Regions from separate parts of the Homo sapiens genome. Here all the other regions are linked to region 3. The links are chromatin loops, found by intact Hi-C in ENCODE. Cell type or tissue: B cell. All regions are shown on one strand.

The links. Peaks named below come from ENCODE experiments on the same cell type or tissue, not always from the same donor. Only the 100,000 strongest peaks of a DNase experiment are listed, where the experiment ranks them.
Region 1: a loop joins it to region 3, with 19 times the contacts of the local background. A loop is called at or near these places in 57 of 110 quality-filtered maps.
Region 2: it touches region 3 in a loop (33-fold over the local background); 38 of 110 quality-filtered maps call a loop at or near these places.

The regions. Positions count from the first base shown.
Region 1 is chr16:88,734,726-88,739,725 of GRCh38, reverse strand. It overlaps PIEZO1 (piezo type mechanosensitive ion channel component 1 (Er blood group)), which reads left to right. Exons shown (of 51, transcript NM_001142864.4): 6 at 990-1,158; 7 at 1,286-1,499; 8 at 1,621-1,792; 9 at 1,912-1,998; 10 at 2,080-2,167; 11 at 2,987-3,087; 12 at 3,318-3,578; 13 at 4,480-4,591; 14 at 4,673-4,851; 15 at 4,928-5,000. HSALR1 (HSP90AB1 associated lncRNA 1) reads right to left here. Exons shown (of 3, transcript NR_103774.1): 2 at 1,321-1,905; 3 at 1-1,222. Among named protein-coding and RNA genes, the nearest start is that of PIEZO1-AS1, 5.5 kb to the left of the region's middle. RefSeq lists a silencer at 2,151-2,370. In B cell, CTCF peaks have their summits at 2,011 and 2,214 (motif pointing left); DNase peaks (open chromatin) are centred at 725, 880, 1,164 and 2,185.
Region 2 is chr16:88,813,964-88,818,963 of GRCh38, reverse strand. It overlaps GALNS (galactosamine (N-acetyl)-6-sulfatase), which reads left to right. Exons shown (of 14, transcript NM_000512.5): 13 at 840-957; 14 at 4,439-5,000. The coding sequence ends at 4,525. Among named protein-coding and RNA genes, the nearest start is that of APRT, 4.5 kb to the right of the region's middle. RefSeq lists enhancers at 1-1,179, 1,774-2,273, 2,274-2,775 and a silencer at 2,698-2,807. In B cell, CTCF peaks have their summits at 2,577 and 2,779 (motif pointing left); DNase peaks (open chromatin) are centred at 1,740, 2,112 and 2,773.
Region 3 is chr16:89,214,386-89,219,385 of GRCh38, reverse strand. ZNF778 (zinc finger protein 778) reads right to left here and starts at 1,683. Exons shown (of 7, transcript NM_001201407.2): 1 at 1,476-1,683. ZNF778-DT (ZNF778 divergent transcript) reads left to right here and starts at 1,733. Exons shown (of 1, transcript NR_186410.1): 1 at 1,733-4,226. RefSeq lists enhancers at 267-796, 797-1,327, 1,852-1,901, 2,851-3,145. In B cell, CTCF peaks have their summits at 2,547 and 2,749 (motif pointing right); DNase peaks (open chromatin) are centred at 1,735 and 2,725; H3K4me3 peaks cover 2,017 bases; H3K27ac peaks cover 1,654 bases.

The sequences.
Region 1 (5,000 bases), 480 kb after region 3:
CCCTGGCCTCGGAGCCTCCCAGCAGCCCCTGCAGCCCTGGAGGCCTGTGAGGACAGGACTGGTCTGGTTCATCTGTCCCGTCAAGCCCCCATCCCATTTGACAGAAGGGGAATAGGCTCCGAGAGGCTGTGACTTGCCTCGGCCTGCAGAGCACGGAGACTGTCAGAGCTGGGGTGGGGCCTATCGTCCAGCCCCACAGCCTGCGGTCTCAGCCCGGGCACCTGGCGCCTCAGCCACCAGGAGAGCCCCCGAGTCACAGATGGGGACACTGGGCCGGTGGCAGCCAGGCCAGAGCCAGGGCATCTGACGACAGCCGTGTTCTTTCCACCACACCTGGCTTTCCCTGGTGTTTGGGAAATGGCTGTGTTCTGGGAAATCTTTAGTCAGGTCCAGGGAAAACAGGCCCGGCAGGTCTCTCTCCCCAGCCCCAGGCCGGCCTGTCACTTCTTCTAGGCAGCTGGCCACCTCTGTCCCCCCAGAGGCTTGGGGAGGGCAGGAGTACCACCCCTATCTTCCAGGCAGAGCCACCCAGAAGGCTGGCAGGGGTACACAGGAGACCCTGGAGCCTGGCCATGTCCCTCAGGCCCCCTTGGTCTCTAGAGACCCCCCGGGGTATAGACAGGGCCCCGCTGCTCCCTGGGTGCGTGGTTCGGGGAGATGAGGTGGTATAGGACAGTCTGTGGTCTGTCTGTACCTGGCAAGGTCATCACGTGCCTGGGCTTGGCAGGACAGACCCTGGGTCTTCGGCCAGGGTGGGAGCTGCTACCAGGAAGGCCTGCAGGAACTGTGAGCTTGAGTGAGGAAGTAGGAAGGTGTCAGGCAGACCTCAGGGACGGCTGGGGCCTGTGCCCGGGGAGGCTGTCCTGTGGCCCTCAGAGGAGCAGCTGTGGATGTGGCCGCCTCCCACGCTCCTGGCTGGGCAGGTGTGGGCTGGAGAGGTGGCGTCAGTGCGATACACCTGACCTTGCCCCTGTCCGTGACCTTGGCAGGATGATGATGAGAGGGATGTGGATGCCAGCCCGACGGCAGGGCTGCAGGAAGCAGCAACGCTGGCCCCTACACGGAGGTCACGGCTGGCCGCTCGTTTCCGAGTCACGGCCCACTGGCTGCTGGTGGCGGCTGGGCGGGTCCTGGCCGTAACACTGCTTGCACTGGCAGGTACGCACCGAGGCAGGGGGCACTGGCAGTCACACTGGGAGGGGTCTTGGGAGTTCCCTGATGACTGTGGAGACAGCGGGACACATGGCACTGGCCAGGTACCACCCTGTGTGCCCCTGCCCCGCAGGCATCGCCCACCCCTCGGCCCTCTCCAGTGTCTACCTGCTGCTCTTCCTGGCCCTCTGCACCTGGTGGGCCTGCCACTTTCCCATCAGCACTCGGGGCTTCAGCAGACTCTGCGTCGCGGTGGGGTGCTTCGGCGCCGGCCATCTCATCTGCCTCTACTGCTACCAGATGCCCTTGGCACAGGCTCTGCTCCCGCCTGCCGGCATCTGGGCTAGGTAACGGCTTGCCACACAGCCCCTTTTTCCTGCCACCCTGGTCCCGCCCACCTGGCTCGTCTAGCCCCTGTGGCCCCACTGCCTCTGGGGTGGTAGGCTGTGACGGGTCTTCTCTGGACAGGGTGCTGGGTCTCAAGGACTTCGTGGGTCCCACCAACTGCTCCAGCCCCCACGCGCTGGTCCTCAACACCGGCCTGGACTGGCCTGTGTATGCCAGCCCCGGCGTCCTCCTGCTGCTGTGCTACGCCACGGCCTCTCTGCGCAAGCTCCGCGCGTACCGCCCCTCCGGCCAGGTGAGCACCTGCCACCCATGGTGGGTGGGCTGAGGCCAGGCCATGGGGCTGGTCTCAGGACCTCCTGCCTCTGGGTGGGGTGTGGAGCTGGTTTGGGCTCAAGACGCTGGTCTCTGCAGAGGAAGGAGGCGGCAAAGGGGTATGAGGCTCGGGAGCTGGAGCTAGCAGAGCTGGACCAGTGGCCCCAGGAACGGGAGTCTGACCAGGTGAGCAGCCAGGCAGGTGGAGACGCCAGCGTGGGGGGCGCCCGGCCAGCCCGTGCATGGCTCAGCGCTGCTTGCCCACAGCACGTGGTGCCCACAGCACCCGACACCGAGGCTGATAACTGCATCGTGCACGAGCTGACCGGCCAGAGCTCCGTCCTGCGGCGGCCTGGTGAGTACCGCACACTGCAAGGTATGGCTGGGTGCGGGGGGCGGGGCGGAGGCCGGTGCTGCCCCCTGGTGGCCGCCTGGCGCTCTCGCATGCTCGCGCCGCACCTCTGCCTGCCGCCCCCTCGGGGGCCCAGGACATCCACGGGTCGGTGTCAGTGACCCCCGAGACCCCCAGGGCAGCCGAGTGGCCATGTCACTGACCAACCCCCAAGACCCCCAGGGCAGCTGAGTGGCCGCGTCGTTGATCCCCAAGACCCCATGGGGGGCCTCCAGGTCCCCCAACCCCTCCCCAGAGAATGTGGCTATGCTGTCTTGTGCTGTTAGCTCTGGGAGCTGCTCCAGGTGGCCCAGTGGCCCCAGGAGGCCGCTCGTCCAGGGCAGGGGCTGGCCTGGGAACTCTGTGTTGGCCACGTCGCCTTGGGAGGGCCTGGGGGCTCTTTCTGGCTACTTTCTTTCTTTACCCTAACCCTTGATTTTCCATTTTGCAATGTGTTTCTGAATGAAGCAAATGAAGCCACGGCCCTGGGGTGGGGGTCCTGAGAGTCTTCAGGTGCGCAGAGCTGGAAAGGGGGTCAGGGCCACCTTTCCCACCCTTTCAAGGAAAGTGAGGCCCAGAGAACGGCAGGTGCTGGCAGGGCCATCCCTGACGCTCAGGGACGGTGTCAGCCCAATTGCCGGAGCCCTCGTGTTCTGCCCATAGCCCACCGGGGGCCTGTCTCTCCTGCTGTGTGCTTGCCCAGGGCCCAGATTTTAGGGCATAGTCAGGGTGGGGAGGCCTGCAGATCAACCTGCCGAAGCTGACCGCTGTCCCCACCTGCAGTGCGGCCCAAGCGGGCTGAGCCCAGGGAGGCGTCTCCGCTCCACAGCCTGGGCCACCTCATCATGGACCAGAGCTATGTGTGCGCGCTCATTGCCATGATGGTAGGCGGCTGTGGGGGTTGGGGTGGGCGGCCCCCTCTGCCGCGCAGGTGTGGGGCATCGCCTGGGTGGGGTGCGCTGGGCAGCTGTGCAGCCCCCTCTGCCGCGCAGGTGTGGGGCATCGCCTGGGTGGGGTGCGCTGGGCAGCTGTGCAGCCCCCTCTGCCGCGCAGGTGTGGGGCATCGCCTGGGTGGGGTGCGCTGGGCAGCTGTGCAGCCCTCTCTGCCGCGCAGGTATGGAGCATCACCTACCACAGCTGGCTGACCTTCGTACTGCTGCTCTGGGCCTGCCTCATCTGGACGGTGCGCAGCCGCCACCAACTGGCCATGCTGTGCTCGCCCTGCATCCTGCTGTATGGGATGACGCTGTGCTGCCTACGCTACGTGTGGGCCATGGACCTGCGCCCTGAGCTGCCCACCACCCTGGGCCCCGTCAGCCTGCGCCAGCTGGGGCTGGAGCACACCCGCTACCCCTGTCTGGACCTTGGTGCCATGGTGAGTGTGCACCACCACATCCGGGGGTGCCTGGGTGCGCAGACCCATCAGGGTTGTCGTCCTGTTCAATGTCCACTTGCCCGGGGGAGTGGCAGCGCCAAGAAGGCAGATGTGTCTGTCTGTCCCCTTCTGCCCACCCAGAGCCAGCCCAGAGTAGCTTCTCAGTGAGCGTTTGTTGACTGAATAAACAGACAACCTTGTGTTGGCACGGGCACCACCCCTGTGCCCTGACACTGTGTGAGCGTGGGCTCTGTTGGCACGGGCACCACCCCTGTGCCCCGACACTGTGTGTGAGCATGGGCTATGCCCATTGGCACAGGCACCACCCCTGCGCCCCTGACAGTGTGTGTGAGCGTGGGCTCTGCCCATTGGCACCATGCACAGCCCTGGGTCTCAGTGACAAGCTGTGCAGGCCATGTGTTCACAGGGTGCCTGCGTGTCCATGTGAAACGGGTGCCAGCATCGTGTCTGGACACCTGTTTGCAGGCCAGTGGGTCTCATCTTGTGAAACTTGTGAGCCTGTGTGCCAACATATGCACCTGTGAGCTTGTGTGCATATGTGAGCACGCATGTGGGCAAACATGCACTCCAGCATGTGGACATGTGTGCAGGTGCGTGCATGGATCTGTGCCCACGTGAACTAGTGAACCCGTGTGTGACTCTGCGTGTGAGCGCAAGTGAACCCATGCACTCATCCATGGATGTGAGAGTGTGTGCTCGTGTGCCTCTGAGTGGGTGTGAGCGAGAGGGTGTTCGGTGCCTGTGGGGAGGCTGCGGTGGATGGGCTGGTGCCAGCCGCCTGAGAGCTCTTGCCCCCTGCTATAGGAGGGTGCTGGGTCCCCCGGCTGTGGGAGGGGTGCTGGGCCCCCCGGCTGACTGTGACACCCTGCGCTTGTCACAGTTGCTCTACACCCTGACCTTCTGGCTCCTGCTGCGCCAGTTTGTGAAAGAGAAGCTGCTGAAGTGGGCAGAGTCTCCAGCTGCGCTGACGGAGGTCACCGTGGCAGACACAGGTGAGTGGTGGGCCAGAGGCGGGGGTTGCCCTCCTGCCTGCCCGCCCTGATGCCATCGCCTGCCCCTGGCTTGGCCCACAGAGCCCACGCGGACGCAGACGCTGTTGCAGAGCCTGGGGGAGCTGGTGAAGGGCGTGTACGCCAAGTACTGGATCTATGTGTGTGCTGGCATGTTCATCGTGGTCAGCTTCGCCGGCCGCCTCGTGGTCTACAAGATTGTCTACATGTTCCTCTTCCTGCTCTGCCTCACCCTCTTCCAGGTGGCTGGGGGGCCGGGATGGGGGCTGGGGCACGGACCCTCCCCGCGGTCCTCACCACCCCCACCTCACCCGGCAGGTCTACTACAGCCTGTGGCGGAAGCTGCTCAAGGCCTTCTGGTGGCTCGTGGTGGCCTACACCATGCTGGTCC
Region 2 (5,000 bases), 400 kb after region 3:
GTAAGGAGCTGCCACACCACCTTCCAGAGTGGCTGCTCCGGTCCACGTCCCCACCAGCAGCAACGCAGCTCCCAGCCTGGGCATTGAGAAACTCCAGCTTCAGCCACACTCGCAGAAGTTCCTCCCTGCATCTCCGCTATGGCAGCGATGGCAGGTGTCTTTTTATGTGGATGTTGTCGATATTAGAAGTGATTGAAAATGGTGAAAAGGCATCATCTGTGCAGATGTCCTCAGAGCACAGCATGACGGCGCCGTGGACCCAAGATTCACAGCATCGCAAACTGCGGCCCTGACATCGCGAACCGTGGCACCTCGTCGAGCCGTGTAATCGTATCTTCGTGAAGATGAAAGGAATCCAAACACTCCGCAGCTTGCATTGGAATTTTAGAACTGCAGATGCCGTTCCCCTCCATTTCCTGCTTTTTGGCAATGGGATGACGTTGCTTTTGTAATGAAAGAAGGGTGTGTCATATTTGTAAATGTTTACGTAGTAGTGAGTGCTGGGGAGACCCACAGGCCCCAGCCCACATATCCCGGGTCCTGGTCACAGGCAGGGACAGGATGGGACGGCTCTACTCACAGCCTCTCTGCCAGGGCTTGGCCTGCTGAGCCTTCATTTCCTCTCTTGCCCGTGAGTCTGAGGGCAGAGGATGGCTCGGGTGCCTGCTGCCTGTCCTAGCGAGGCCCGGGGCCGCTGCAGGCTTGAGCACATGGTCCCAGTGACTGCTCACTGTGGTTCTCAGCCCGTTAGAGCTCTGCAGCCTCAGCCTGTCCAGGCCAGCCCCTCTCCGTCCTTCGCTGTCAGCCCCAGCCGTGTGACCAGAGCTCTCTGTCCCCAGCTTTGCCAGCGCCGAGTACCAGGAGGCCCTCAGCAGGATCACCTCGGTCGTCCAGCAGCACCAGGAGGCCTTGGTCCCCGCGCAGCCCCAGCTCAACGTGTGCAACTGGGCGGTCATGGTAAGTGGCTGGTGTGTGGGCGGCCGTCTCTTTGCCGGGGCTGCAGCCACCCACCCGGGGCCCAGGATGAACCGTGGCCAGCACAGGGCAGAGGCAGGCGTGCTTCCCCGCCTCCGTCAGTGGTGAGGCCCTCGTGCCTCAGAGCACACGCGGCGGCGTCCGGGATTCGGGAGGCAGGAGCCAAGCGACTCGGGGACCAGAACAACGCTGCACCAGGGCAGCCGCAGGTCCACAGCCGGCCACCCGGGCCTCTGCCTGGCTGAGCTGAGACTGGGGAGCTCCAAGGCCCCTCTCCTGCCCCCCACAAGTCACTGAGGGACAGCAGGGCGCGTGAGAGGGTCCGGGGTCCCCTGGTCCTCGACTCCCACACGGGCAGCTTCTCCTTGCAGGGGCCCTGTGATGACCTCCAAACTCCCGGGCTCTGAAGGCACCGAGGCAGGAACGGCACTGCCCGGTGGGTCCCGGGTGGGCTGGTGGGCACTGTTGAGTGGCGGCGGCCCCAGGGCCCACCTGCGAGGTTCTCATTTGTGCCTCCTTCATGCTGGGCCAGCCCCAGAGACCTTCGCATCAGACCTGATCTCACTCATAGGCACCCACCCAGAGCAGCACCTCCGTGCAGCCTGACAAGACCAGGCCTTGTTCACCTCCAGTAGAGAAACGGCCTCATCACGCCAGCATCGGCCAGAAACACAAGCACAGACGTGCCTCCAAAGTTTCACTGAAGTCTGTGTTCAGGCCACAAAGGATGCGTCGTCGTCTTGTCCAGCCCTGGGGGCCGCAGCAGTCAGGGCCTCTCAGGAGCAGCTTTTCTGTCCCCTGCTTGGGGGTCCCATAGGGTGGCATGTGGACGGCCCAGCCATCCCGCGTGTGCAGTGGCCGCAAAGGCCTGTTTCCCAGCACAGCTGATGTGGGTCCCAGCAGGGCAGGTCTTCACAGCTCCTTCAGATGGGACACGTGCGGCCCTCGCTCTAGTCGGCAAAAACGAGCCACACACAGGTCTGCGGTGTCGCTCCTGGGTGCCCAGAGCCCACCGAGCACAGTGGAGATGGCCGAGCCCAGCCTCGAGGCCCCTGGGCCGTCGCTCACCTGTTTACACGGGCTGGGCGTGGCTGCCCACAGCCCCTGGATCTGCCGCGCAGGATTCGGGAAGAAGGCCCCTCGGCAGCTGCAGACTTCAGCCTGGGCTCCTGCTGTGCGGGCGAAAAGGCCCAGCTGAAGCCTCTTTCCAGGGCCAGACCCGGCTGCAGCGTGGGAGCCGCTGGGTGCCCGCCGTGCCGTGGGAAGGAAGGTGGTGGCTCTGAACAGCCAGGGAGCCACAGCGTGGGCCGGCGGATGTAACAGGAGAGCACCGGCCATCGGGAGCACCTACCAGCAGTGAGGACCATGGAGGGCAGATGGCCTTGTCCCTGCCCAGGGACAGTCCACCCTGCAGGGTTATTTAGGACTGGGCAGGGCAGGGCCACCTCCGTTAGTTGGGGGGCGGGGGGCGGGGGTGCCTGGCAAGTTTCATAGGAAGATATTCAGGGCCCTTCCTTCAAAGGGACCTGGGCAGCTGGCGTCCCCGCCTCTGGACTCAGTGGTGGAGCAGGGAGGTCCCTGTCTCAGGACCCCTGAGTCTCGGGGCCCCAGGAGCCCAGGGCCACCAGCCGTGGAGGAGCCCTGGCCTTCTGCCTTCCACACCCAATCCCACTCCGTGCTGCTGGGTCCTTCTCTACGACCCAGGCTGCAGTGGCTCCACGGGCGCAGGCCACACCTGCCATGGAGACAGTGGGCACAGGGCAGGGGAGGTGGGCGCACACAGCCTGGCTGCCACTGCCATCTCCTGGGCACTGGGGGAACTGCCCCCACCGCCACACCTGTGCTCTCTGCAGGGGGAAAAGTGCCAACTCAGACCTGGCGAGCTGAGCCACTGGGGTCTGAGGGGCCCAGATGCCACCGTGAGCAGAGCCATGGGGGAGATGCACAGACACGCGTGTGAAGCCTGGGGGCCCTCCTTACCCCTTCCCTGCCCTCTGTCCCCGCCAACTCCAGGCCAGCCCCAGGAGAGGGGCTCAGTGGCGTCTCTGGCACAGAGGAGAGGGAGTGTGGCCACCTGGACCCCTGCTTCTGGGACAGCTGAGCGGCCTTTGAGAAATGCAGATCCCCCATCCAGACTCAAACACACCCTGCGGCTGCCTCTGCTGCCCCTGGAGTTTGGGAGCAGCTTCCTCACCCAAACCCACTCCTGCTCTGGTGGCCAAGGGGGCAGGGACACTCATGCGGCATCCCTGCTGCCGCCTAGGGCTGGAGACTGTCCTTAGTACCCTGAGCAGCACCCAGAATCCAAAGTCTGTCCCCGGAAAGTGCCCTCAGGGCCATGCGGCGTCTGACGTGGCACAGAAGTGGCCTGGATGGGGACACAGAACCAAACTGCACTCATTTCAGCCAAGAAGGCTCCTCTTAGCGGCATAAGTCTCCCTTTCTGTTGCCAGGAAAAGTGCCCTCCCATCAAGCAAGGCTTCCGCTAAGCAAGGCTGCACTGTGAGGTCCACACACACCCAGGCGATGGAGGGGTGCGGGCTCCGCTCAGCACCGCACTGAACTGAGCCCAGCAGCGCAGTAGGGACTGGCTTCTCCCTGGGAAAGGCTTCTTGAGAGGCTGAAGCTGCAGGAGAGGGTGATGAGTTGAGAAGCTCAGGGTGGGCCCTCCTGGGAGGACCGCCTGCCCTTTCTAACACTGCTGGCCCTCGGAGGCCCTCAGCCACTTGGCAGCTGCATCCCCCATACCCGGGACCTCCCCACCAAGTTCTCATTTCTCCAATGGCAGCCTTCAGAGCTGAGAGGCCGAGTCAAGAGGGTGCCATCTCCCAAGTTCCCATGATTCCTGGGGAGCGTCTGTGTAGCTGCCCACCTGGACCGAGGTGGTCCCCACACTGAGGCCAATTGGTTGGGGTCCGGGGTTGACCTGGGCAGGGGACACATCAAAACTGCTCGAGGCCAAGCGCGGTGGCTCACGCCTATAATCCCAGCACTTTGGGAGGCCAAGGCAGGTGGATCACCTGAGGTCAGAAGTTTGAGACCAGCCTGGCCAACTTGGGGAACCCTTGTCTCTACCAAAAATACAAAAATGGTTGGGCGTGGTGGCTCACACCTGTAATCCCAGCACCTTGGGAGGCCAAGGCAGGTGGATCACGAGGTCAGGAGTTCAAGACCAGCCTGGTCAAGATGGTGAAACTCCGTCTCTACTAAAAATACAAAAATTAGCCAGGCGTGGTGGCGCGTGCCTGTAATCCCAGCAGCTACTCACTCAGGAGGCTGAGGCAGGAGAATCTCTTGAACCCGGAAGGCAGAGGTTGCAGTGAGCCAAGATCGCGCCACTGAACTCCAGCCTGGGTGACAGAGTGAGACTGTCTCAGAACAGCAACAACAAAATGCCCGCTGCTGCTGGGTCCAGAAGAGCTTGAATAACTGCATGTTCTTTTTCTCAATTTTCATTTCCCAGAACTGGGCACCTCCGGGCTGTGAAAAGTTAGGGAAGTGTCTGACACCTCCAGAATCCATTCCCAAGAAGTGCCTCTGGTCCCACTAGCACCTGCGCAGACTCAGGCCAGGCCTAGAATCTCCGGTTGGCCCTGCAAGTGCCTGGAGGAAGGATGGCTCTGGCCTCGGTCCTCCCCCAACCCTGCCCAAGCCAGACAGACAGCACCTGCAGACGCAGGGGGACTGCACAATTCCACCTGCCCAGGACCTGACCCTGGCGTGTGCTTGGCCCTCCTCCTCGCCCACGGCGCCTCAGATTTCAGGACCCTCCTCCTCGCCCACGGCGCCTCAGACCTCAGGACCCTGCCGTCTCACGCCTTTGTGAACCCCAAATATCTGAGACCAGTCTCAGTTTATTTTGCCAAGGTTAAGGATGCACCTGTGACAGCCTCAGGAGGTCCTGACAACAGGTGCCTGAGGTGGCTGGGGATACAGTTTGCCTTTATACATCTTAGGGAGACACAAGATCAGTATGTGTATGGCGTACATTGGTTCAGTCAGCCTTCCACTGAATACACGATTGA
Region 3 (5,000 bases):
TCCTCTGAATTCAATTACAAGTTCATAGGAAGCAGCAAGAAATGGAGGAATATTTAAACGTATCACGAGAAAACAACACCAAAGTCAATATGATAGAGAAACCACAGGGGTTGTTCTAGGTGAAAAGACATAAACGATGGGAACAGATAAACCTTGAAGGGCTCTTAGTCCCCAAAATACCCAACAGCGCAATGTTGGAAAAATGTTGAGAATCCTAGATATTACACAAAGTAGACAGTGGATGACCTCCTTCTTATTTTTTTATTTTTTTATTTTTTTGAGACGGAGTCTTGCTCTGTCGCCCAGGCTGGAGTGCAATGGCACGATCTTGGCTCACCGCAACCTGTGCCACCCAGGTTCAAGCGATTCTCCTGCCTCAGCCTCCCGACTAGCTGGGATTACAGGCATGCGCCACCATGCAAGGCTAATTTTGTACTTTTAGTAGAGACGGGATTTCTCCATGTTAGTCAGGCTGGTCTTGAACTCCCGACCTCAGATGATCCACCCGCCTCGGCCTCCCAAAGTGCTAGGATTACAGGCGTGAGCCACTGTGCCCAGCGGACCTTATTATTTTTAATTATTATTATTATTTTTTGAGACGGAGTCTCGCTCTGTCGCCCAGGCTGGAGTGCAGTGGCGCCATCTCGGCTCACTGCAAGCTCCGCCTCCCGGGTTCACGCCATTCTCCTGCCTCAGCCTCCAGAGTAGCTGGGACTACAGGAGCCCGCCACCACGCCCGGCTAATTTTTTGTATTTTTAGTAGAGATGGGGTTTCACCGTGTTAGCCAGGATGGTGTCGGTCTCCTGACCTCGTGATCCACCCGCCTCGGCCTCCCAAAGTGCTGGGATTACAGGCGTGAGCCACCGCGCCCGGCCTAATTTTAATTTTCTTAGATGAAATACTAATATTGTGGTTTCAGTAGGATAATGTCCTTACCCTTAACAGACGCTTTACCAAGTATTTAAAGGTTAAGTATCATGTGTGCAGTTTAATTTCAACTTACTTACACTCAAATAATAATTCACCGTAAGGTTTATTTATTGGGGGAGAGAGAAAACATGGCCCAAAGCTAAAAAGGAGTAAAACGATTGCAGTGGATATTCCTTGTAGCAGATGTTCACATTTTTATTAGATTCAGATTTTCTAAAGCAAAACGTGAGAAAAAATACAGTTAGTCGAAACACACTGTTCACCGTGGATTCGATTACTCCAAGACCAGCGGGACAACGGCCGCATCCCTCCCGCCCCGAGGGCCGGGCCTGGAAGTCCCGGCGGCGAGGGACGCGCGCTCCCGCTGGCCCCCACGGGCTAACTTTCACAGGGAGCTGCACGCCCGGGGCGCTCAGGGGTCTACCTTACGCTTCGGTCCCAACACAATGTGCCAGAAACAAATAAAAAACGTCAAAGCCGAAGCCAGATTCTCACAGAAACACGCCCTGTTCAAAGTGAAGGAAGCAAAGGGCCCCTCTCTCACCAGCTCCGCGGAATGGAAGCGCTGCCCGGGTCTACCGCGAGCGGCGGCGACTTTCCCTTCTGGAAGCGGTGCCGGGGGCGCAAGGCGCGAGGCAGGCGGGCGGGCGCCCACTCCCGGACCAGCTTCCCCGCGGACAGCCCGAGGACACGCGCGGAACTCTCCGGCGCCAGCACGCACCGCCGCAAGAACCGGATCAGCTGTAAGACAGGCGGAGGCGGGGCCGGCGCCGGAAGAGGGGCCGGCGCGTCTTTGGCGTCACTTCCGCCTCCAGCCTCCGGGCCGAAGCTTTGGCCTATGGTGCGGGGAGGTAGTAGTTTCTTCCGCGAGGGTGCGGGAGGGCCCCGGGGCGCCCTTGGGAACCGGGCTGGAGGCAGAGACAGGCCCGGAGGACCAGGCGGACGTAAGGATCAGGCCTCTGGACGCAACTGCGGAGCCGGAACAGACCAGGAGGGCGCGGTTGGGCGGGTACAGCCAGGAAGTGCTCGTCGCGAGCGCGGCCCGCGGTTCGGTCACAGCGAGAAGCCCGCGGGTGCTGGGAGTGCTCGGTCTTCTCTCGATCTCTGCAGGGAGTCACTGGCCCCGTTCCTTTTTATCTGTCTGAACATCACGCCGAACTTTTAACAGTTGATTCCACTGCATTTTCAATGTGGTATTTTTTTTTTCTGTAAATGTTCATCTATTTTTCGCTTCAAATATGCGTTTCTGTTACTTTTCTAATGTACCGTAGGAGCCAAGACCACCTATACTACGTTGCAAAATAGCACTGATACCAGGGGTTCTCCCAAGGTTCATTCAGAAATGTCACATGATTCCAGTAACAATACGAAAAGGTTTTTTTTTTGGAACCAGGCATATTGATCCTGGAGTTCACATGGAGGAACAAATGTCTCATAACGCAGACGACGCGGACAAACAAAAGCGCAATGCCCGACAGATGCGAAAACAGCCTCTGTCATTAAAACTGTGTGCTAGTGACACATGAACAGGAAACAAATGGAATATCCAGACATCAACCCAGTAACATGGAAATTTGGTTCATAAACATAATTTCAGAGCGGTGGAACAAACATGCAGTTTATAATGAAAGGTGCTAAGACAAATGGTTAGCCGTCTGAGAAATGATGAAATTAATTCTGGATCTCACAGGGATAAACTCCAAACGGATCAGGAGTCTAAATGTGAAAAACAAAACAAAACCACATGTGAAGTGTTCACGTGATTTCGTGGCTGATTAAGAAACAAGATGTGCCCAGGAGGTGGCGGTGGCGCACAAGCTTTGACAGGTTGGAGGGTGAGGGAGTCTCACGCACCATGAGATTACCCACAGGCTTCGAATTGGGGGTCACTACTCAGAAAAGAGAAAAAAATGAGCGTGGGCGGGGGGCGCGCAGAGAACTCCCAGAGAAGAAGGAGATCAGACAGGGGGAGGGCTGACGTGACTAGATCACGTTTCTCAGCAGCCTGACAGGTGTCTGAGTCACAAAGCTCTGAAGGGCAGCAACGGCTTGCAGTCTTTAGAGCCCCAGGATTTATCTTATCTATGGCTAGCAGAGATTGGACACAATTTCACGAAGTATACAAAGCAACCACATGCTAAATGGTTCAACACTATGAGTGTTTGGGATGTGTTTTATTTATTATTTATTAATTTTGATACGGAGTCTCCCTCTGTCGTCCAGGCTGGAGTGCAGTGGCACGATCTTGGCTCACTGCAACCTCCGCCTCCCAGGTTCCAGCTATTCTCCTGCCTCAGCCTCCCAAGTAGCTGGGATTACAGGTGCCCACCTTGTAATTTTTAGTAGAGACGGAGTTTCACCATGTTGGCCAGGCTGGTCTCAAACTTCTCACTTCAGGTGATCCACCCGCCTCGGCCTCCCAAAGTGGTGGGATTACAGACGTGAGCCACTGCAGCCACCGTGCCTGCCCTTGGGATATGTTTTTTTTTCTTTTAATTTTGTTTTGTTTTGTTTTTTTGAGACGAAGTCTTGCTCTGTCGACCAGGCTGGAGTGCAGGGGCACAATCTTGGCTCACCGCAACCTCCGCCTCCCAGGTTCAAGCGATTCTCCTGCCTCAGCCTCCAGAGTAGCTGGGATTACAGGCACGTGCCACCAAGCCCAGCTAATTTTTGTATTTTTAGTAGAGATGGGGTTTCACCATGTTAGCCAGGATGGTATCTATCTCTTGACCTCGTGATCCTCCTGCCTCAGCCTCCCAGACTGCTGAGATTACAGGCGTGAGCCACCGCACGGATATGTTTTAAGTAACTGAATGTATTAAAATTTGACTTTGGCACCAGCAGGCTATTGTGAATAATGTTGCTTTGAGCATCGTGTGCAAAAATATCCTGGACCCTTGTTCTCAGCACTTTTGGATATATATGCAAAAGTGGAATGGCTGGGTCACATGATAATTCTGTCTGATGTTTTGAGAAACCACTGTCCTGTTTTCCAGAGCTGCTGCACCATTTTGTATTCCCATGAGCAGGTGCACAAGGTTCCAACTTTACCACATCCAGCCAACAGTTACCTCCTATTTAATGGCTAAGAGCCATCACCACCGGGGTAATGTGATCTCACTGTGGCTTTTGTTTTCATTTCCCTAATGTTTAGTTATGTTGATCATCTTTTCATGTTCTTATTGGCCATCTGTTATCTTCTTTATTATAAGTCCTTTTCTGAATTAAATTGGTTTTGTTGTTATTCTTGAGTTATAGGAGTTCTTAATAAACTGAATATTAATCCTTAAGCAAACACAAGATTTGCAAATATTTCCTCCCATTCTGTGGGTTTCCTTTTCACTCTCATGATTGTCCTTGGATGCACAAAATTTGTAATATTGATGTAGTCCAATTCATCTAGTTTTCTTCAGTTGCCTGTGTGGGTGATTTCATAACCAAGAAATCATTTCCAATTCCAGTGCCATGAAGTTTTTTCTCTATGTTTTCTTCTAAGAGTTTTATACATTAGCGCTTACATTTAGGTTTTTGATTCATTTTGAATTAATTTTTATATGTGGTATAAAGTAAGGGTCCAGCTCCACTGTTCTGCATGTAGATATCCAGTTTTCTCCAGCACCATTTCTCCCCCAGGCTCTATTGAGGTACAACTGACAGATTTAAAAAAATCATATATACTTAAGATGTGCAATGTGATGATTTGATGTATGCACACACTGTGAAATGACCATGATCAAACAGATCTACACATCCATCCCCTCAGCTAGGCACCTTCTTTTGAGTGTGTGGTGAAAATAGTTAAGATCTACTATCTTAGCAAATTCCAATCATCATACAATATAGTAGTATTAACTAAAATCTCCATGCTATACATTACATCCCAGATCTTACTCATCCTTTAACTTAAAGTTTGTACCATTTGACCAACATCTCCCCATTCCTTCCACCAACCCCATCCTCTGGCACGCAACATTGTACTCTCTGCTTCTAGGAGTTCAGCTTGTTTGGATTCCATGTGAGGTTACATAGGATTTCCTTTCTTTTTTTTTAAAAAAAGGCTAAATAATCG